Regions from separate parts of the Homo sapiens genome. Here region 2 is linked to region 1. Evidence: read pairs that join two places in POLR2A ChIA-PET (ENCODE). Cell type or tissue: PC-9. All regions are shown on one strand. Each heading gives the region's core, and the rest is flanking DNA. Links, peaks and the distances in the headings are about the cores only. Region 1 holds the start of CIRBP (cold inducible RNA binding protein). Region 2 holds the start of PRSS57 (serine protease 57).

Region 1 (10,203 bases), core at 16-8,015:
AAGGAGAAAATCTGAAATGCCGGTGTGAGCTCCGGGCCAAGAGAGTTGAGGACTCAGGAGGCAGGAATCCCCCGTGGCCGCCCGCTGCTTGGCTGTGGGCTCCAACTTGGTGTGTGCTCAGAGAAGGCAGTGGTTGGAGTGAACAGGGCCTGTGCCAGGTGGGGAGACTAGCCAAGGTGTTTGTGCAGCCTGGCCTCTGGAGCGGCCTGGGAAGAGCTGGAGTTCGCAGGGTGGGAGCTGCCCTGTGGCTGGGAGCCCGTGCTGGCGTCCCTGCCAGGCGGTGATCTCACAGGTGAGCGGTGCTTGGGGAGACGCGGAGCTGTGGGCGGGCAGGAGAAGGTCAGTGGAGGTCATGGCTTTTGGCTTGAGGCCGGAGTCCTCTGGGGGTGGCCGAATGCGCCCTTGGAGCTGCCTTGGGAGGTGGCTAGGGTGGACAGCAGTGGAAGCCAGGCCCTTGGCTTAGAGCCACTGGGTTGGAGGGATTGAGCCAGTGCCCGGGCACAGCCGCCCCCACAGGGCCTTGCCCCACCCGCCCTCCTCTCCCAGCACCATGGGAATGGGAGTTACCGGGCTGGAGGCTGGGGACGCCACCACCCCGTGGCCAAGGGCGTTGGGGCCCAACCCAGGAGCCTGGTGCAGCCCCACCCACGGGCCGCCCAGCCCTGGAAGGGCAGAGAACTGGCTGCCTCTGGGGTCACTTGGGACAGGTGAGCAGCCCAGCCCAGCCCAGCGGGTGGGGGAGGGGAGGCTGTCACCTGGGCCCTGCCTCCACCCTCTTTCTGGTTCTCACTCCCTCCATTTCTCTTTCTTTTGCCTTTCTCTATTTCTGTCCCGATCTCTGGCGCTCTCCCCAACCCAGTACCACCATCTCCGCCCCTCCGTCCCTCCCCTGCTTCCGCCCCCTCTCTGGGGGCCCCCTTCACCCCGGGGCACATTCCAGCTTCCTCCCCCGCCTTGCAGTCCCTCCCTGGAGCCAGCTGCCTCCTCGGTTGCCAGAGCAGAGAGAGTGGGCTTGGGCCGAGGTCGGAGGTCGAGGAGCGGGCGGGAGCCTGGGAGGGCACCCCCAACCCCTCTGGAATGTGGGTGGAGCGGGGCAAGGGAGACAGCTGGTTTCCACGGAGGGCACATGCCCCATACCCAGGACGCTACCCACACTCAGCCCTGGGGGAGAGCAAGCAAAACCAATGGGTGCCATCCCACGAGGGGCCTGCACAGCCATCCCACACCCCCGACCAGCACGCCCGGGACAGCCCTCCACAGGCCACGCATTTATGGGTGCGGCTGGTGTGCCAGGCTCCCAGATACACAACCCCCCCCCCCAGACACACCCCATATACCTGTCCCCAACCTCAATCCACTGTGTGACCCTAAAACAAACAGAACCTCCTTGCTCAGCCTGGGCCAAGGCCTCCCCAAACAAAACTCCAGCCTGCAGAGTCCCACCACACACCGCAGCTGTCACCAGATACAAAGAGGGCCCTGACCAGATACAGAGAGGGCAGCAGCCTTCCCCCACAACCAACACACGCCTGGGCGGGGGCAGGAACACCCCCAGGGCCTCCAGCCACAGACACTCACCCACTCACCCCTCTGTGCACCAGTGATCCTCCGCTGCCCAGCCAAGCTTGACTCCAGCCTGCTGGAGTCTGGGTGGGGGATGGAGAGGGGTTCCCAGGCGAGCCCCAACCTATGCCTTCCAAAAGTCTTTCTGTGCATGTTGGAAATACAAATGAAACAGGAGAGTTAGCATACGGGACAATTATTATTTTTGTTTGTTTTTGTTTTGAGACGGAGTCTCGCTCTGTCGCCCTGGCTGGAGTGCATTGGCGCGATCTCGGCTCACCGCAACCTCTGCCTCCCGGGTTCAAGTGATTCTCCTGCCTCAGCCTCTGGAGTAGCTGGGATTACAGGCGCCCGCCACCACGCCCGGCTAATTTTTGTATTTTTTTAGTAGAGACGGGCTTTCCCCATGTTGGCCAGGCAGGTCTCGAACTCCTGATCTCAAGTGATCTGCCTGTCTCGGCCTCCTAAAGTGCTGGGATTACAGGCGTGAGCTACAGCATCCAGCCCAATTTTATTTATTTTTAGTAGAGAAGGGATTTCACCATGTTGGTCAGGCTGGTCTCAAACTCCTGCCCTCAAATGATCCACCCGCATTGGCCTCCCAAATTGCTGGGATTACAGGTGTGAGCCACCACACCTGGCCCCAGTTATTAGTATTTTCGAGACGGGGTCTCACTCTCTTTCCAGGCTGGAACGCAGTGGCTCCATCACAGCTCACTGCAGCCTCGCTGGAACTCCTGGGCTCAAGCGATCCTCCTGCCTCAGCCTCCTGAGTAGCTGGGACTACAGGTGAGCACCACCATGCCCAGCTAATTTTGCTTTTTTTTTTTTTTTGTAGAGACAGGGTCTAGCTATGTTGCCCCGGCTGGTATCAAACTCCTGGACTCAAACGAAAGTGCTGGGATTCCAGGCATGAGCCAGCGCTCCCGGCCTGCATACGGGATGATTCCATGTGGACTGCCACATCAAGGAAGCAAACAACAAGGAAAGCCTGGCGCTGCGTGGAGCTGTCTTTTGCTGCTAACTGCCCTTGACCGACTTCCTACCAGGTCTTCCCTGTGCGCCTCTAACCCCAGGAGGTGCTGCTGGCATGCCCACCTCTCAGATGAAGCAGTGCGGTCCAGAGAGCGTCTTGGGCACCGCCTGCCTCACAGCTGGGCCCCTGACCCTCCAGGGACTGTGGCTGAGCAGCCATGGCTGCCTGGACGGGTGTCCCCTGGCCCGTCTGTCCGTCTGGATGTGGGAACCCTCCAGGCACGCTGGGGCGGGCAGGTGCCAGGTGCCTCTCCAGCAAGATGCAACATAGGTGTCTTCACTTGCACTCCGTAGGTCCTGAGCCCCTGCAGCTGCCTGGGAGAGTGGGGAAATACTCTCCACTTGTCCCACTCCACTGTTGCCATGGAGATACCTCCCACCCTAGGCAGGGCCACCCTGAGCCTGGTTGGCTTTGCAGGAAATCCCCACTCTTTGACCTCTCTGTTAGGCACAGGACGTGTAGTCCCATGAGAGGGAACTGGGCCCAGGTGGAGATCCATCCGCCTACCCCAGAGCGCGCATCTGTTGCTAAGCAACATCTGAGGCTGCATGGAGGTGGGGGCTCCGGAGCCCCCAGACCTTTTCCCAGTTTCAGAAACTAGGTGGCTGCATCCCCAGCGTCCACGCAGGCGAGCCTAAGCCTCGGTCAGCTTTAGGGTGTCCGTGGGCCATGCAGGGTCTTGGGCCTTTCACAGACACCTGATCTGCACGTCACAGACACGCATGGGTGCACGTCACTACACGTCCGCCACATGTGCTTGGCTGGTCTGCGCCCCAGCAGAAGGGGTCACCTATGTCTCTGCAGTATCCTGTGTACTGAAAGAGCAAACAGGTGTGTGACCCCAGGGCAGGTCGGGGTCCGTCCTGTCCCCAGCCTGTCTACTGCGTGTGCCTGTGGCAGGCAGGGTCTCCGGATGCCGAGTGCATGGTGTATGACTTTGTGTCCAGTGGGTACGAAGCAGGGGTGTGGGTGTGCACCTGTGTGTGGCCTGTGGCGGGGTGTGTGTGCCGGGGATGTCCCTCTGTGGCCCAGGCCTGGCCTTTGGGCTGCTGGGATGGCCTGGCCGGGGCAGGAGTAGACAGGGCCTCCCAGCCTCCACATTCCTGAGCTGTGACTCAGGCCTGTGGGGAGGGGGTGAGTCACAGGGAAGGGAAGCCGACCCACCCTGCGAACGCATCCGAGGAACAGGAGGGAAACTGAGGCTGGGGAGCAGCTCAGTCCGGCTTTCCTGTGTAGCAGCCCCTGAATCTCAGGCCCGGGGGTGGGGCGGGGTGGCGGGGGGGGGCGCGCGGGGCCTCCCAGGGGACCTGAGATCCCAGCCCTGGACTCAGCTGGGAGCTGGGGGAAGAGGCAGGTTTAACCCTTCCTCTTCTGGGCTTCTGGAACTCTGGGCTGCCCTGGGAGGCGCGGCTCCCGCTGACACAGCACGCGTGCCCACCCCAGGGACATGAGTCACAGCACCAGGCATGGACACATATGCTCTGTGGGTCCCGGCACACCCGAGTCACGCACACCCAGCCCTGTCCCCGGCTGCCCCCACATCCACATCCGGATAAGCGCACACTTTGGAGTCCAAGCGCCCACCTCCTTGGGTTGCACACACAGCGCCACGCAGACGGGTTCCTGTGTCTTTGCACACACGCGGGTGCCGGGGGCTCTGTGCACACACCTCCAAGACTGCGTGCACGCCCCTATATGCCCTGCGCACCGACGCAGGCCGGCCTGGGGTCCCTGCACTCACCACGCCGTGTGCACTCGCACATAGCTACACATTCGTGTCCACACAAGCTTGTGTCTCTGTACTCTGCCCACGGGCACACATGTGCGCCACACCTGGCAACCCGCACGCCCGGTCTCTGCATCCCCCACCCTGGCTCTGGGCCCCGCGTAGTGGGGCCAGCTGGGTCGGCTGCAGCCTCTGCCAGGACGGTCCTATTTCTGCGCCCCCGCGGGGCGGCCGCCAGGTGCACGGTCCCGGCCCCCGCCTGGCTAGGAGGAGGCGGTAATTATGCGGCCCCGGGGTCCCCCCCACGCGCCTTTCATCCTCGGCCACGCCCGTCGCAGGCCTAGACGCTCTCTACCGCCTCCCGCCCGGTCATTAGTCGGGGTCGGGGGAGGACCTGGCGTCCGGCGGGCGGGGCCCCGTGGGGAGGGCGGAGTGGGCGGTGCGGGAGCGAGGGAGCTCCGCCCTCGTCTCCATGGCGACGCCCCGCAGGGGAGGAGGCCCGGGAGGAGTATCAGGGTGCAGGAGGTGCGCGCCCCTTCCGAGACGGCAGGCTGGAAAGGGGGCGGATTTGTGAATGGGCCCACGGGGCCCAAGACAGACGCGCGGGGAGCAGGTTCGGGGACTCTGACTGATCCCCGCGCCTCGCCGGGCAGGGGCGAGCCCCGCGCGTCGGGCCCGGAATAGCAGTCTCGCCCCCGCCCGGCGCGGCTATTTTGAGCTCCTCCGTTGGGGCCGAGGCGCGGGGGCGGCGGGAGGCTGGGGGTCGACACGCAGGCTGCGTCCTCGCCCCGCGAGATTGGACCCCTCGAGGACTGTGCGCTGTGGCCGCGCAGGGCTGGGCGGCGGGGCCCCCTCTCCCACGCGAGGCGTCTGCGTGGAGCGGCGGCACCGGGAGCCCGGCCGCTCGAGCCAAACGCCGCGGACGGAGCGAGGCCGCAGCGCCCCCTGGTGTCCGCAACGGGCAGCGCGTCCCGGTCGGGTCCCGCATGGTCAGTGGCCAGCAGGGGTGGATGAAGGGGTCCCAGCCGCCTGAGACCCCCGGTGGGGACACAGGATCGCGGTGAGATACCTGGGAGTCACGGGTGCTCGCAGACGCAGCTGACCCCAGAGGCACAGGTACCGACACAGGTCCACACCTGGAAGCCGGTGCACAGTGCTCGGCACAGATGCAAAGCGGCAGGTGTGCGCAGGTGCGTGTCAACGCCACCCTGGGAACCCAGGATGGCTGCGGACACTCACGGAGCCCGCACCCAGGAACCCGCTCGTAGTAAGCGCTTAATAACTAGGCACTGGCTGAATGAATGAATGAATGAATGAACACGGCGCTTCGCAAAACCAGGAAAAGGCAGAGGCTCACAGAACCAGGGAACGATGGGCTGGGGGGAGCGGCAAGAATTACGCAATTATGCAGGGGCCGCTGTGACTACCAGGCACCCCCTCCAACTCCCCCCCTACAAGGGCTGCTCTGGGTCAGAGAACGTCCACCGCGCTGACTGCTGGGGCTGGGGGCTGGGGGCGCAGATCAGAAAGAATGGGCCTGAATTGCTCCCAGGCTGGGCATGTGGCGCCCGCGTCTGGGGCTCCAGTGGGTGGGTGGCCCCTCCCGCATGGACGGCGGGCGCAGGGGAGCTCGGTGCTGATGTCTCTCTCCTTTAATAACCACCCTGCGTGAGTGGCTGACGCAGCAGCCGGCTGCCGCTGACGGGGAGTGGGGCGGCTGTAGTGGGGGGGCCCGAGGTGCAGAGGGGGTGGTGATGAATCACACAGCTGCTGCCTGGGGGAGGGGGTCTTGAGCCCATGAGGGGTCCCAGAGACCTTGTCACTGGAGACAGCGCCCCTGGCTACCCCCACCTCGATCCACTTGAGGGTGGAAGTGAGTCTGAGGTCAGGAGTGGGGCCGGGATTTCCCTGGGATGAGCAGCAAAGCGGGGGTCTCTGTACGCCAACTTCCCCCAGCTTGTCAGCAGAGGGTCATCCCTCCGAAGACTTTCTGGGGCAGAGAGGCAGGGGTCCGCGCTGGCTTCTTCCACCAGGGCTGGGGGAGGCGGCGGCATGAGATGACTCCTGGGCGAGGAGCAAGTGGTGGCCATAGAGGGCCCCCCAGAGGCTTTGGGGCCGCCGAAGAGTAGTGAGTGAGGGTCCTTGTAAAGCTGGTTCTCCAGATGGCGGCGGCTTTAAGACTCCCCTCCGCCAACCAGGCTCAGTAGGGGAGGCCTGTGGAAGGAGAGAAAAGGCCTGGGTGGAGGAGCAGAGTGGGCCTGGCCCCGCGTGGGGAGCGAGTGCGCCGTTGCTGTGCAGCACGGTGGGAGGGGAGGCCGAGGGCCGGGCGGAGTGCTGGGGTGCAGTGGGGACTCGGGGTGTCCGCCTGCACCCGACAGCAGGGACGCACAACACTATCCGGCCAGGCGAGTGTGGGGGTGTGGGCCACGCACCCAGCCGTGATAATCGCGGTTCCAGTGGGAGTTAGGCTTGGGTGCGGGTTGGAGTTTGTAGGCAAACTGGGTTGCGTAAAGTTGGGGTGCACCAAAGTGTGGCGATGTAGGAAGAATTGGGATTGCGAATATTGGGGTTCGCATGAATGGGGTTGTCTCTGTTGGGGTTTTGGTGGGCATGGGGTTGATGGCAGGAATGGAGTGCTGGGGTGCTGGGAAAACTGGGACGTCGGTTGTATTGGCAAGAATATCACGACAGGTGTCGGGGTTCAGATGAAGTTGGGATGTCTGACAGCCGGGTCTTGGTTGGGTAGGGGATCTGGGCTAGGTTGTTATGTCGGGACTGCTGGAGCACAGGCAAAGTCGGGGTCCCAGTGACACCCAGAAGTCCCCATGAGGCCTGAGGCCTGGGAATCGGGGCTAGAGGCCCATTTGTTCCCCGCCGCAGGCCAGGGAGCAGGCACGCGTAACTGGGTCAGCCCCGCCCCGCCCCGCCGCGCGCTGGTCACGCCCCCTCGAGCGCGGGTGGAGGACTGCGGACTGCAAACGTCTCGGCCAATAGTCGAGCCCGACACCAGTCCGCGGGAGGGGGCGGAACCGAGATAGACTCGGCCCCCAGCTCATGAATATAAGACGCAGGCGCGCCCTCTGATTGGCCCAGGATGTGTAGGGGGCGGGGCCCGGCGGAAGCGTATATAAGGCCGGGCTCGGGGACGCCCCCCCCTCACTCGCGCGTTAGGAGGCTCGGGTCGTTGTGGTGCGCTGTCTTCCCGCTTGCGTCAGGGACCTGCCCGACTCAGTGGTGAGGGCCCTGGCTGCACCGGCTCCGAGGAGCTCGGGGCGGCGGGCGGCCTGCGGCGGCCAGGCGAGGCGGGGCCGCAGCGGCACGCCCCTGGGAGGGGGCGGGCCCGGGGTGGAGTCCGCCCCGCCGGCGGCGAGGGACAGCGGGAGATTGGGCCGAGTAGCGGCCAGAGGGCCTCTCCCCGCCGGTCCGGGCCGCCGGCGACCCGGTTGCCGCCGCAAAATGGCGGCCGCGAGCTCGAGGCTGTGCCCAGCGAAATGGCGGGAGCGCCGAGTTCCCGGATGGAGTGGCGCAGGGTGCGCGCGGGGCGCATGCGCACGCGGCGGGGGCGGGGCCACGTGGCGCCCCCGGTCTCCAGGGCCGCTTTCCCGGCCTTGGGGCTGGAGGTATCCACACACCAACGCTTTTGCTTACCGAGCCTTAGTTTCCTCCTTTTCCCATTGCGATTGCATGAGGGAAAGGACGGCCTCGTAAATCTTGGGTAGGCGTGGCCCGTTCTAGTGTGGTTCCTCGTCTGCCACGTCGTGCTTTGCGCCCAAAGTTTGGTCCAAGTTGGCACAGCTCCCAGTGCCAGACTTCCAAGTCTAGTTCTCAGAGCCACTGGGTGGCGGCCATTCCCAGCCAGTGAATGCTTTGTCTGTGTCAGCACTGACCGCCCCCTTAAATAGCCAGTTCTCCTAAATGCCACTTCCCCTGCCTGGAAATCCTGCCTTATCACTTCCGGGGCCATCCCTTCCCGATTCCCGGCCTAGGTCCTGGCTATGGAAGTCAGTACCTGCCCTGAGGTGCCCCCCAGGACGGGGCGGCCTCCCTGACAGCCAGCCCCCCCCCCAGTCTCAGGAGGCATTTTACAGTGAGCAGAAGCACGTTCTGGTCCAGCAACAAGTAGATGTCAGTTGGTTAGGGTAGGAGTTGGCACCCGTTCGGAAATAGGAGAACCTGAGAGTGCAGTCCTGCCCAGGGCACAACTGGAAGGCTGTGGGGGAAGGGAGACACCCATTGTGGAAATGGGTGCGGCCTGCCTTCAGTCTTGGGGGTGGATGGAGTAAATTATTTGAATTAAGAAGTCCTAGGTGGCTGGGTGCGGTGGCTCACACCTGTAATCCCAAAACTTTGGGTGGCCAAGGTGGGAGGATTGCTTGAGCCCAGGAGTTTCAGACCAGCCTGGGCAACAGAGCAAGACCCCATCTCTACTAAAACAAATTTAAAAAAATTATCCAGGCGTGGTGGTGTACACCTACAGTCCCAGTTTCTTGGGAGGCTGAGGTAGGAGGATTGCTTGAGCCCAGGAGGTGGAGGCTGCAGTGACCCCTGCACTCCAGTCTGGGTGACAGTTAGACACACTGCCCCCGACCCCAAAAAAATAAGTCCTAGGTATGAGTTTGAGATAATGAAAAATAAAAATCTGATTTTCTAATATTTCCCCTAAAAAACACATGTCATTTACATAAAATAGGAAGCGGGGAGAGGTGGTGAGAGATGACCCCTGTTGAGGATTTCATTGGTGTCTGCCACAGGCCGCCATGGCATCAGATGAAGGCAAACTTTTTGTTGGAGGGCTGAGTTTTGACACCAATGAGCAGTCGCTGGAGCAGGTCTTCTCAAAGTACGGACAGATCTCTGAAGGTGAGGCTGCTGCTGGGCCCGCGGCCCTGGGCGGGGGGGCTTGTGCTCCTCCTACCTGGAAGTACAGCTGGGTGCTGACTGCAGACCTCTCTCCCCTGCACAGTGGTGGTTGTGAAAGACAGGGAGACCCAGAGATCTCGGGGATTTGGGTTTGTCACCTTTGAGAACATTGACGACGCTAAGGATGCCATGATGGCCATGAATGGGAAGGTGAGGATCAGGGTGCTGAGCAGGAGTCCCGTCTCGAGGATGGGGCACCCACCTGCTAACCCGTCCCGCCCTCTGTCTCCAGTCTGTAGATGGACGGCAGATCCGAGTAGACCAGGCAGGCAAGTCGTCAGACAACCGATCCCGTGGGTACCGTGGTGGCTCTGCCGGGGGCCGGGGCTTCTTCCGTGGGGGCCGAGGACGGGGCCGTGGGTTCTCTAGAGGTGAGTGCCATGAGTGGGTCCCTTGGGGATGCTGTGAGGTACTGCTGGTGGGAGCTGGTACTCACTTTTTCCTGTATGTGCAGGAGGAGGGGACCGAGGCTATGGGGGGAACCGGTTCGAGTCCAGGAGTGGGGGCTACGGAGGCTCCAGAGACTACTATAGCAGGTGAGGGGGAGGCCGGCCCAAGCACAGGGGTGGTTGCGGGATGGCCAGCTTCCGTCCCGGGTCCCAGGTCCCTGGGGGAGCTGAGATGAGACTGGCTGGGCAAGGAGCAGAGGCAGGTGGGGACCCAGGCCAAGAGGAGAGGAGACTGCTCAGGACATTCGCAGAAGCGGGAGGGCCTGGGGGACAGGCTGGTGGAGATTTTGAACAATTTCCAAGATGCTGCCCTGCTGGGGTCCTTGTTGTGTCCCCAGAAGGGACGGCTGGCATGGGGGCTGGCGGCTCAGCCTGTTGTGGCAGAGCAGAAGTAGACGGGTACCTTCCGGTACTCAACGTTTGTCTGTCTTGCAGCCGGAGTCAGAGTGGTGGCTACAGTGACCGGAGCTCGGGCGGGTCCTACAGAGACAGTTATGACAGTTACGGTA
Region 2 (10,203 bases), core at 685-8,684, 570 kb before region 1:
GTCAGGGAAGGGGTCGTCCCTCGAGCAGGAGGGGGCCAGGCGGGTCTGCATGGATGCACCACGTGTGGGAGGAGCAGCTTCCCACCCGGAGGACTCCACCCAGGGACTTTTTTTTTTTTTTCAGATGGAGTCTCACTCTGTCACCCAGGCTGGAGTGCAGTGGCACGATCTCGGCTCACGGCAACCTCTGCCTCCCAGGTTCAAGTGATTCTCCTGCCTCAGCCTCCCGAGTAGCTGGGATGACTGGCACCCACCACCAGGCTCAGCTAATTTTTTTATTTTTAGTAGAGATGGGGTTTCACCACGTTGGCCAGTCTGGTTTCAAACTCCTGACCTCAAATGATCTACCCGCCTCGGCCTCCCAAAGTGCTGGGGTTACAGGTGTGAGCCACCACGCCCGGCCCCACACAGGGACTTTAAGCGTCTCCTCCACACAGGGCAGGGGCCCGAGAGGCACATTCATTCCATTTCAGCATAAACTTTGAGCGCCTGCTGTGTGCCATAAATGGCCATAAAGGTGATAAAAAATCCCTGCCCGTTAGGTTCAGAGGAAGCGGGAATGAGGAAGCGGGTGGTCCAGGGGTTAGCAGGTGACAAGCAGGTGACGACGGGGCCGGAAGGGTGGTCCAGGGGTTAGCAGGTGACGACGGTGCTAGAAGGGTGGTCCAGGGGTTAGCAGGTGACGACGGGGCTGGAAGGGTGGTCCACAGGTTAGCAGGTGACGACGGGGTGGTCCAGGGGTTAGCAGGAGATGACGGGGCCGGAAGGGTGGTCCAGGGGTTAGCAGGTGATGACGGGGCTGGAACAGGGTTGCAGGGAGGGGGTATGTGGTCCAGGGCGGCCTCCTGGGAAGGTAACATTTGAGCAAAGACTTGACAGGCGTGAGGGGAAAGGCTCGCGGTGTCTGGGGAACTGGTGCACTGGGTACAGCTGGTGCAGAGCTCGGAGCGGAGACTGTGCTGGGGATGGGATGGCCCATCCGGGAGGTCTGCTGGCCTCGAGTCAGAAAGGTGACAGGCATGGATTAGCAGGGCCTGTGGGCACCAGGAGGATTTGTCCTGCAGGAGGTGGGAGCCACTGGGGGGTCCAGGGCACAGGAGGAATGGGACCTGACGTCCAACTGTCTTTAAAACCTAAGTCAGGCCAGGCGCAGCAGCTCAGGTTTGTAATCCCAGCACTTTGCGGGGCTGAGGCAGGAGGATTGCCTGAGTCCAGGAGGTCAAGACCAGCCTGGGCAACATGGTGAAACCCCGTCTCTACTAAAAATATAAAAATTCGCCTGGCGCAGTGGTACACGCCCGTGATCCCGACACTTTGGGAGACCAAGGTGGGCGGATCACTTGAGGACCGGAGTTAAGACCAGCCTGGCCAACATGGTGAAATCCCATCTCTACTAAAAATACAAAAATTAGCCAGGTGTGGTGGTGGGTGCCTGTGATCCCAGCTACTCGGGAGGCCGAGGCAGGAGAATCGCTTGAACCCGGGAGATGGAGGTTGCAGTGAGCCCTGACTGTGCCACTTTACTCCAGCCCAGGTGCCAAAGTGAGACTCCGTCTCAAAAAATAGGCCAGGATTGGGAGGCAGAGGTGGGCGGATCACGAGGTCAAGAGATCGAGACCATCCTGGCAAACATGGTGAAACCCCATCTCTACTAAAAATACAAAAATTAGCCGGGCGTGGTGGCGGGCGCCTGTAATCCCAGCTACTCGGGGGGCTGAGGCAGGAGAATCGCTTGAACCTGGGAGGCAGAGGCTGCAGTGAGCCGAGATCGTGCTACTGCACTCCAGCCTGGGGACACAGGGAGATACTGTCTGAAAAAAAAAAAAATAGCCCAGGGCTGCTTCTCCTGGAAAACACTAAACGGCGGATGACGTCGGTGCAGTGGGGCGGCCCTGGGATGGGGAACGGCGCTGGCTTCCCCCGAGGCTTCGGCACTGGCTTCCGGGCTGGGGCCGCGGAGCTCACAGAGGCAAGACAGAGGATAAGGAGTAGACGCCTGTCACCAAGCTGGGCCGCCTGGTCAAGGACATAAAGATCATGTCCCTGGAGGAGATCTGTCTCTTCTCCCTGCCCATCAAGGAATCTGAGATCATTGACCTTTTCCTGAGGGCCTCTCTCCAGGACGAGGTTTTGGAGATTATGCCGGTGCAGAAGCAGATCCGCACCGGCCAGCGCACCAGGTTCGAGGCGTCTGTTCCCACCGGGGACTACAATGGCCACGTCGGTCTGGGTGTTGAGTGCTCCAAGGAGGTAGCCACTGCCATCATCGGGGCCGTCATCCTGGCCAAGCTCTCCGTTGTCCCCATGCACAGAGGCTACTGGGGGAACAAGATCGGCAAGCCCTACACCGTCCCTGGCAAGGTGACAGGCCGCTGCGGCTCTGCGCTGGTGTGCCTGATCCCCGTGTCCGGGGCGCTGGCATCGTCTGGGCGCCTGTGCTCAAGAAGCTGCTCATGATGGCTGGTATCGGTGACTGCTACACCTTAGCCAGGGGCTGCACTGCCACCCTGGGCCACTTTGCCAAGGCCGCCTCTGATATCCTCTCTAAGACCTACAGCTGCCTGACCCCTGACCTCTGTATTCCCCAAGTCTCTCTTTCAGGTATTCACTGGCCATCTTGTGAAGACTCACACCAGAGTCTCCGTGCAGACGCCCGGCTCCAGCTGTGGTTACAACATAGGGTTTTATACACGAAAAATAAAGTGAATTAAGCCTGGAAAAAAAAAATGGCCAGGCACGATGGCTCACGCCTGTAATCCCAACACTTTGGGAGGCTGAGGTGGGTGGATCACTGGGTCAGGAGTTCGAGACCAGCCTGGCCAACATAGTGAAACCCCATCTCTACTAAAAACACAAAAAACTAGCCAGGTCTGGTGGCGAGTGCCTGTAATCCCAGCTACTTGGGTGGCTGAGGCAGGAGAATCACTTGAGCCTGGGAGGCGGAGGTTACAGTGAGCCGAGATGGCGCCATTGCACTCCAGCCCCCGTGACAGTTCGAGACTCTGACTCAAAAAAAAAAAAAAAGAAAAGAAAAGAAAAGTAGGCCGGGCTCGGTGGCTCACGCTTGTAATCCCAGCCCTTTGGGAGGCCGAGGCAGGTGGATCATTTGAAGTCAGGAGCTTGAGACCAGCCTGGCCAACATGGTGAAACCCCGTCTCTACTAAAATACAAAAATTAGATGGGCTTGGTGGCGCGCACCTGTAATCCCATGTACTTGAGAGGCTGAGGCAGGAGAATCACTTGAACCCGGGAGGCTGAGGTTGCAGTGAGCCGAGATTGCGCCATTGCCCTCCAGCCCGAGCGACAGAGCGAGAGACTGTCTCAAAAACTAAACATACGTCAGATCCACCCCCGGGGCTCACCCGCAGCAGGCAGATGTCGTTGGCGTGGGTCATGGGGTGGTAGTCGGGGTGTGTGGTGAGAGCATCGATGCCAAACACCTGCTGGGTGGGCTCCGCAGTACTCAGGACGTGGGCGCCCAGCACCACCAGGCCAGTGCGGAGGTCTCTGCAGGGAGGAGGTGGTGGGTGAGACGGGGGTGAGGGCTGCCCGTCCTGGGCCTCGGTCCACTCATCTATGAAACGGAGGCCCAGGCCGGGCACGGTGGCTCACGCCTGTAATCCCAGCACTTTGGGAGGGTGAGGAGGGTGGATCACCTGAGGTCGGGAGTTCAAGACCAGCCTGATCAACATGGAGAAACCCCGTCTCTACTAAAAATACAAAATTAGCCAGGTGTGGTGGCACATGCCTGTCATCCCAGCTACTCGGGAGGCTGAGGCAGGAGAATTGCTTGAGCCTGGGAGGCGGAGGTTGCAGTGAGCTGAGATTGCACCATTGCACTCCAGCCTGAGCGACAGAACAAGACTCCGTCTCAAAAAAACAAAAAAAAAACAATTACTTTTGCATCAACTTAATATTCTTTTCCTTTTTTCTTTTTTTTTTTTTTTGAGACAGAGTCTCACTCTGTCCCCTAGGCTAGAGTGCAATCGAGGCTTACTGCAACCTCTGCCTCCTGGGTTCCAGTGATTCTCCTGCCTCAGCCCTCCAAGCAGCTAAGACTACAGGCGTGCGCCACCACTCCCAGCTAATTTTTGTATTTTCAGTAGAGACAGGGTTTCACCATGTTGGCCAGGCTGGTCTCGAACTCCTGACCTGAAGTGATCCACCTGCCTCGGCCTCCCAAAGTGCTGGGATTACAGGCGTGAGCCACGGTGCCCAGCCCCCAACTTAATATTATGATAATAAATTAATAATTATGTTTATTATTTTTCCTACCTCCAATATAGAATTAACTGCAATAGTTGTGGTATTAATTTGAATCATTATTATAAAAACATATTTAGAATGAAGATAATACTTATTATATTTATTATAAGTTCTATTTCAATTATAATATTAACTACAGTAATTTCAATATTCTCCTTTTTTTATTTCTTTAATTTTTTTTTTTGAGACGGAGTCTCGCTCTGTCACCCAGGCAAGATTGCAGTGGTGCAATCTTGGCTCTCTGCAAGCTCCACCTCCCGGGTTCACGCCATTCTCCTGCCTCAGCCTCCTGAATAGCTGGGACTACAGGCGCCCGCCACCATATCCGGCTAATTTTTTGTATTTTTTTTTAGTAGAGACAGGGTTTCACCGTGTTAGCCAGGACAGTCTCGATCTCCTGACCTCGTGATCCGCCTGCCTCGGCCTCCCAAAGTGCCGGGATTACAGGCGTGAGCCACCGCACCCGGCCTTTTTTTTTTTTTTTTTTTTGAGACAAGGTCTCACTCTGTCACCCAGGCCGCAGTGGTGTGATCACAGCTCACTGCAGCCTCGACCTCCCAGGCTCAAGCGATCCTCCCACAGCAGCCTTTCAAGTAGCTGGGACCACAGAAGCACAGCTCCGGTGCGGAGGACTCTGCGGGGAGGAGGGGGTGGGTGAGATGGGGGTGACGGCTGCCCGTCTGGGCCTCAGTCCACTCATCTATGAAATGGAGGCCCAGTAATCCATTTAATGCTCACGCCGGCCCCGTGATAATATTAGGTTGGTGCAAAAGTAATTGCACGAAAAAAATTAAATGGCAAAAACCACAATTAACTTTTTTTTTTCCGACAGAATCTCACTCTTTCCCCTAGGCTGGAGTGCAGTGGTGCCATCTCGGCTCACTGCCACCTCCACCTCCTGGGTTCAAGTGATTCTCCTACCTCAGCCTCCCGAGTAGCTGGGGATACGTACAGCCACTTGCTACCATGCCCAACTAATTTTCGTATTTTTTTTTTGAGACAGAGTCTCGCTCTGTCCCCCAGGCTGGAGTGCAGTGGCGCGATCTCGGCTCACTGAAAGCGCCGCCTCCCGGGTTCACGCCATTCTCCTGCCTCAGCCTCCTGGGTAGCTGGGACTACAGGCGCCTGCCACCACATCCGGCTAATTTTTTTGTATTTTTAGTAGAGATGGGGTTTCACTGTATTAGCCAGGATGGTCTCGATCTCCTGACCTCGTGATCCTCCTGCCTCGGCCTCCCAAAGTGCTGGGATTACAGGCATGAGCCACCGCACCCAGCCTAATTTTCGTATTTTTAGTAGAGACAGAGTTTCACCATGTTGGCCAGGCTGGTCTCATACTCCTGACCTCAAACAATCCACCGTGTCCCAACGTGAGGGGGACTGCAGGCTGGCGGGGGAGCTGGGGACACTGCAGCCCAGGACCAACCTATCCCGTGCCTGGTGGGGGCTCCTGCAGGAGGGGACCCACCCACCCTGGCCCCAATATACATTTTAATAGTTATTATAACAATATGTTTAAAACGAGGCAGGGCATGGCGGCTCACACCTGCAATCCCAGCACTTTGGGAGGCAGAGGCGGGTGGATCATTTGAAGTCAGGAGTTCGAGACCAGCCTGGCCAACATGGTGAAATCCAGTCTCTACTAAAAATGCAAAAATTAGCCAGGTGTGGTGGTGGGCGCCTGTGATCCCAGCTACTCGGGAAGCTGAGGCAGGAGAATCGCTTGAGCCCGGGAGGTGGAGGTTGCAGTGAGCCGAGATTGCACCGTTGCACTCCAGCCTGGGGAACCGAGACTGCCTCAAAAAAAAAAAAGAACATAGTGACAGTTACAGTAACAGAATATGTACTTGTTGCGCCTGTTGCTTCTTCTGTGCTTCTTTTGCCTCCCTGCCTTATCCTCCTGTTTTCCCTTTGTTGCCCTTTAAATCCAGCCCCTGCTGAGACTCCCCCTCCTGCAGGAGCCACGGCGCCCCCAGCTCCCCCACCAGCCTGGAGTCCCCCTCATGTCGGGATACGGTGTCCAGAAAGAAGGGGCCCGACAGGTGAGCTCACCTGTGGCTGAAGCAGTGGGCGGCCGAGACCACCCAGCGGGCTCGCAGCAGGAAGCCTCCGCAGTGATGTTGGCCCCCGAAGCGCACGGATGCCATGTAGGGCCTGGAGTGGGGGGTCACCTCGTGGCCCCCGATGATCTGGGCCCCCCAGGAGCCTGCTGGAGGGACGGCCTGAGTCAGGGACGAGGCGGGAGGAACGGATGACGGGGCTGGGGTCAGGGCAGGGGGAGAAGTAGCGGCCAAGACAGAGACAGGGGGTGAGATTAGAGACGGAGAGACCCAGAGAGCTGGAGACAGAGCCCAGACAAGCCCCCCAGATGCGCTGGGAGGGGCTCCCGAGCCCGGGAGATCCAGGGCTGGGCTGGGCAGAGACCCCGGCCGGATTTCCATCCATTTCCAGCAGAGGCAGCCACGGGGGCTCGGCAGATGGAGCAGGTGGAGCTCTCCCCAGGGTTCTCCCGGGACTGGGGGTTCCCGGGTGTGGCCCCCGTACGGGGACTTGGCGGGGGCCTGGGTGGGGATCCCGGGGGGCTCCTCACCGGGGGGCTTCACGGGCAGCATCAGGGCGGTGGCCACAGTCAGCAGAGGACGTCCCCAGCCCCTCAACCCGAGCCCCATGGCAGACGCAGGCTGGCGTCTCCCCGCAGAGGTCTTCGGGCCGTGGCTCCCACCCTCAGCCAACGGCCGGAAAGGGGGAGCCTGGCTGTGGCCTGTGGTCGGGAGGCCCCACCAGCAACGCCTGGAGCCCAGGCGGGCGTTTCTGAGAAATCGATGGTCTCAGGTGGTGGCTGGTAATAATCATGTTGATAATAATCATTGTCCCCTAGTCCGGAAACAGGGAGAGGAGGAGACAGCTCTGGGGCTGCAAGTGACCTCGGGAAGGCAATTGACCCTTCTGTGCCTCAGTTTACCCAGCCTCCACGTGGCCCAGCATGTGTGGGGAGCTTTCCGAGGAACCGAGGTCACAGCGGCACTCGAGACCCGCAGCTCGCCTCCGGCCCCCACCCCGCAAACCCCAGTCTTCCCATCTCCAAACCCAGGGCCGACCTCAGGGCTGTGGGGACAGCGAGGAAGGCCGGTCTCCTGGGAAGCTCTGATGATTTCTGCCTTTATTTTATTTTATTTTTATAGGTGGGGTTTTGCTATGTTGCCCAGGCTGGTCTCGAACTCCTGGGCTCCAGCGATCCTCCCTCCTCGGCCTTCCAAAGTGCTGAGATCACAGAAGACAGCCACTGCACCTGGCAGATTTCTGCCTTTATTCAGCAGTTATTGAGTGCCTAGTGTATACCAGACCTCATGCTAGGAGGTGAGGATGAGGCAGTGACCGCACCCCAGCCTGTAGCACTGACGTTCTGTGGGATCCGGAGTCCAGTGGGACATGGCTGTACATGGGGGTCTTCACCTTTTTTTTCTTTTCTTTTTTTTTTTGAGATGGAGTCTTGCTCTTGTTGCCCAGGCTAGAGTGGAATGGCACCATCTCGGCTCACCGCAACCTCTACCTCCCGGGTTCGAGTGATTCTCGTTCCTCAGCCTCCCGAGTAACTGGAACTACAGGCGCCCGCCACCACAGCCGGCTAATTTTGTTTCTGTATTTTTAGTAGAGACGGGGTTTCACCATATTAGCCAGGATGGTCTCGATCTCCTGACCTCATGATCCGCCCGCCTCGGCCTCCCAAAGTGCTGGGATTACAGGCATGAGCCACGGTGCCCGGCCTTTTTTTTTTTTTTTTTTTTTTTGAGAAGGAATCTTGCTCTTGTTGCCCAGGCTAGAGTGCAGTGGCGCGATCTTGGCTCACCGCAACCTCTGTCTCCTGAGTTCAAGGGATTCTCCTTCCTCAGCCTCCTGAGTAACTGGGATTACAGGTGCCCACCACCACGCCCCGCTAAATTTGTGTGTTTAGTAGAGACGGAGTTTCTCCATGTTGGTCAGGCTGGTCTCGAACTCCCGACCTCAGGTGATCCACCTGCCTCAGCCTCCCAAAGTGCTGGGATGACAGGCCTGAGCCACCGCGCCCAGCCCGGCAGGTCTTCACCTTTCAGTGGGAGCGTTCTTAGTGGCAAAGTTCAGGTCGTAAATTGCAGCTCACACAGCCGGGTGATGGCGTTCACGGCAGTGGCTAGCAGTGGGGTGCTCGTCAGCGCTTAATAATGAACAGGCTGGGGCCGGGTGCAGTGGCTCACGCCTATAATCCTAGCACTTTGGGAGGCCGAGGCAGGTGGATCACCTGAGGTCAGGAGTTCAAGACCAGCCTGGCCAACATAGTGAAACCCCGTCTCTACTTAAAGTACCAAAATTAGTCAGGCGTGGTGGCAGGTGCCTGTAATCCCAGCTACTTGGGAGGCTGAGGCAGGAGAATCGCTTGAACCGGGAGGTGGAGGTGGCAGTGAGCCAAGATTGCACCATTGCACTCCAGCCTGGGTGACAGAGCGAGACACCATCTCAAAAAAAAAAAAAAAAAAAAAGTCATCATTGAACGCTCCAGACCTGTGTTTTACCAAATGTAAAGTGTTCTCAATAAAGAATGAAGTGAAATGAAGCAACAGGAAATGCGTGGAAAGGAAGGTATGAAAAGGCCCCACAACGAACTCGGGCTCTGCGAGATGCGGGCGGCCTCTGGAAGCTAAAAAACGGCAGGAAACGAATTTTCTCCTGGAGCCTCCGGGAAAAGCCAGCCCTACCGATGCCCTGACGTTAGCCCAGAAGGGCCTGCAGGGGCTTCTGACCTCCAGCACTGCCAGAGAATAAATTGGTGCCATTTCGTTTATTATTATTATTATTATATTTTCTTGAGATGGAGTCTCGCTCTTTCGCCTAGGCCAGACTGCAGTGGTGCGATCTCGGCTCACTGCAAGCTCCGCCTCCTGGGTTCATGCCATTCTCCTTCCTCAGCCTCCCAAGTAGCTGGGACTACAGGTGCCCGCCACCACGCCCGGCTGATATTTTGTATTTTTAGTAGAGATGGGGTTTCACCACGTTAGCCAGGATGGTCTCAATCTCCTGACCTCGTGATCTGCCTGCCTCAGCCTTTCAAAGTGCTGGGATTACAGGTGTGAGCCACCGCGCCCAGCCTCATTTATTATGTATATATTTATTTTGAGACAGGGAGACAGGGTCTTGCTCTGCCGCCCACGCTGGAGTGCAGCAGTGCAATCAAAGCTCACTGCAGCCTCGACCTCCTAGGCTCAAGCCATCCTCCCACCTCAGCCTCCCAAGTAGCTGGGACCACAGGCACCTGCCACCACCAGGCCCGGCTCATTATTTCATTTTTTGTGGAGACGGGGTTTTGCCATGTTGCCCAGGCTGGTCTTGAACTCCTGGCCTCGAGCAATCCTCCAGCCTCGGCTTCCCGGAGTGCTGGGATTACAGGTGTGAGCCACCATGTCTGGCCCAAGTTGGTATCATTTTAAACCACTACGTTTCTGGGAATTCGTTACAGCAGCTGCAGGAAAGATTTTGGGAAATGGAAAGCTGTTTCCAGGGCCTGGGGACAGGTGGGACCCCAGCTCAGGGTCCGTGTACTTGGGGACCATTTCCTGCTCTGCTGTGGTCTACTGGACCGTCTGGCATCGCTGTGACCGCATGGGCCGTGCTCCATCAATATTGTTTTTTTGTGTGTGGGTGTTTTTTTTTTTTTTTTTAGATGGAGTCTCGATCTGTCGCCAGGCTGGAGTGCAGTGGCGTGATCTCAGCTCACTGCAACCTCAGTGTCCCGGGTTCAAGCGATTCTCCTGCCTCAGCCTCCCCAGTAGCTGGGACTACAGGCGTCTGCCCCCACGCCCGGCCAATTTTTTGTATTTTTAGTGGAGATGGGGTTTCACCATGTTGGCCAGGCTGGTCTTGAACTCCTGACCTCGTGATCCGCCCGCCTTGGCCTCCGAAAATGCT

Evidence for each region. Peaks named below come from ENCODE experiments on the same cell type or tissue, not always from the same donor. Only the 100,000 strongest peaks of a DNase experiment are listed, where the experiment ranks them.
Region 2: POLR2A ChIA-PET joins it to region 1 with 10 read pairs; 2 of 35 experiments call an interaction of 5 or more read pairs at or near these places.

Annotation. Positions count from the first base shown.
Region 1 is chr19:1,261,852-1,272,054 of GRCh38, forward strand. It overlaps CIRBP (cold inducible RNA binding protein), which reads left to right and starts at 7,481. Exons shown (of 6, transcript NM_001300829.2): 1 at 7,481-7,559; 2 at 9,077-9,185; 3 at 9,289-9,395; 4 at 9,478-9,616; 5 at 9,700-9,781; 6 at 10,130-10,203. The coding sequence starts at 9,083. It overlaps CIRBP-AS1 (CIRBP antisense RNA 1), which reads right to left and starts at 8,409. Exons shown (of 2, transcript NR_027271.1): 1 at 7,974-8,409; 2 at 5,620-6,539. LOC105372236 (a long non-coding RNA gene) reads right to left here and starts at 4,690. Exons shown (of 3, transcript XR_936233.3): 1 at 2,662-4,690; 2 at 1,579-1,708; 3 at 1-319. It also overlaps LOC107985303. RefSeq lists enhancers at 60-369, 1,560-1,649, 1,690-1,739 and silencers at 4,468-5,357, 5,498-5,547, 7,158-7,367, 7,578-7,737, 7,788-8,097. In PC-9, for the core only: CTCF peaks have their summits at 5,262 (motif pointing left) and 5,466; DNase peaks (open chromatin) are centred at 580, 3,700, 4,660, 7,360 and 1 weaker place; H3K4me3 peaks cover 3,947 bases; H3K27ac peaks cover 1,905 bases.
Region 2 is chr19:688,496-698,698 of GRCh38, forward strand. It overlaps PRSS57 (serine protease 57), which reads right to left and starts at 6,957. Exons shown (of 5, transcript NM_001308209.2): 1 at 6,857-6,957; 2 at 6,319-6,472; 3 at 3,363-3,507. The coding sequence starts at 6,935. It also overlaps the pseudogene RPS2P52. In PC-9, for the core only: no CTCF peak of the experiment used is centred there; no DNase peak of the experiment used is centred there; H3K27me3 peaks cover 1,837 bases.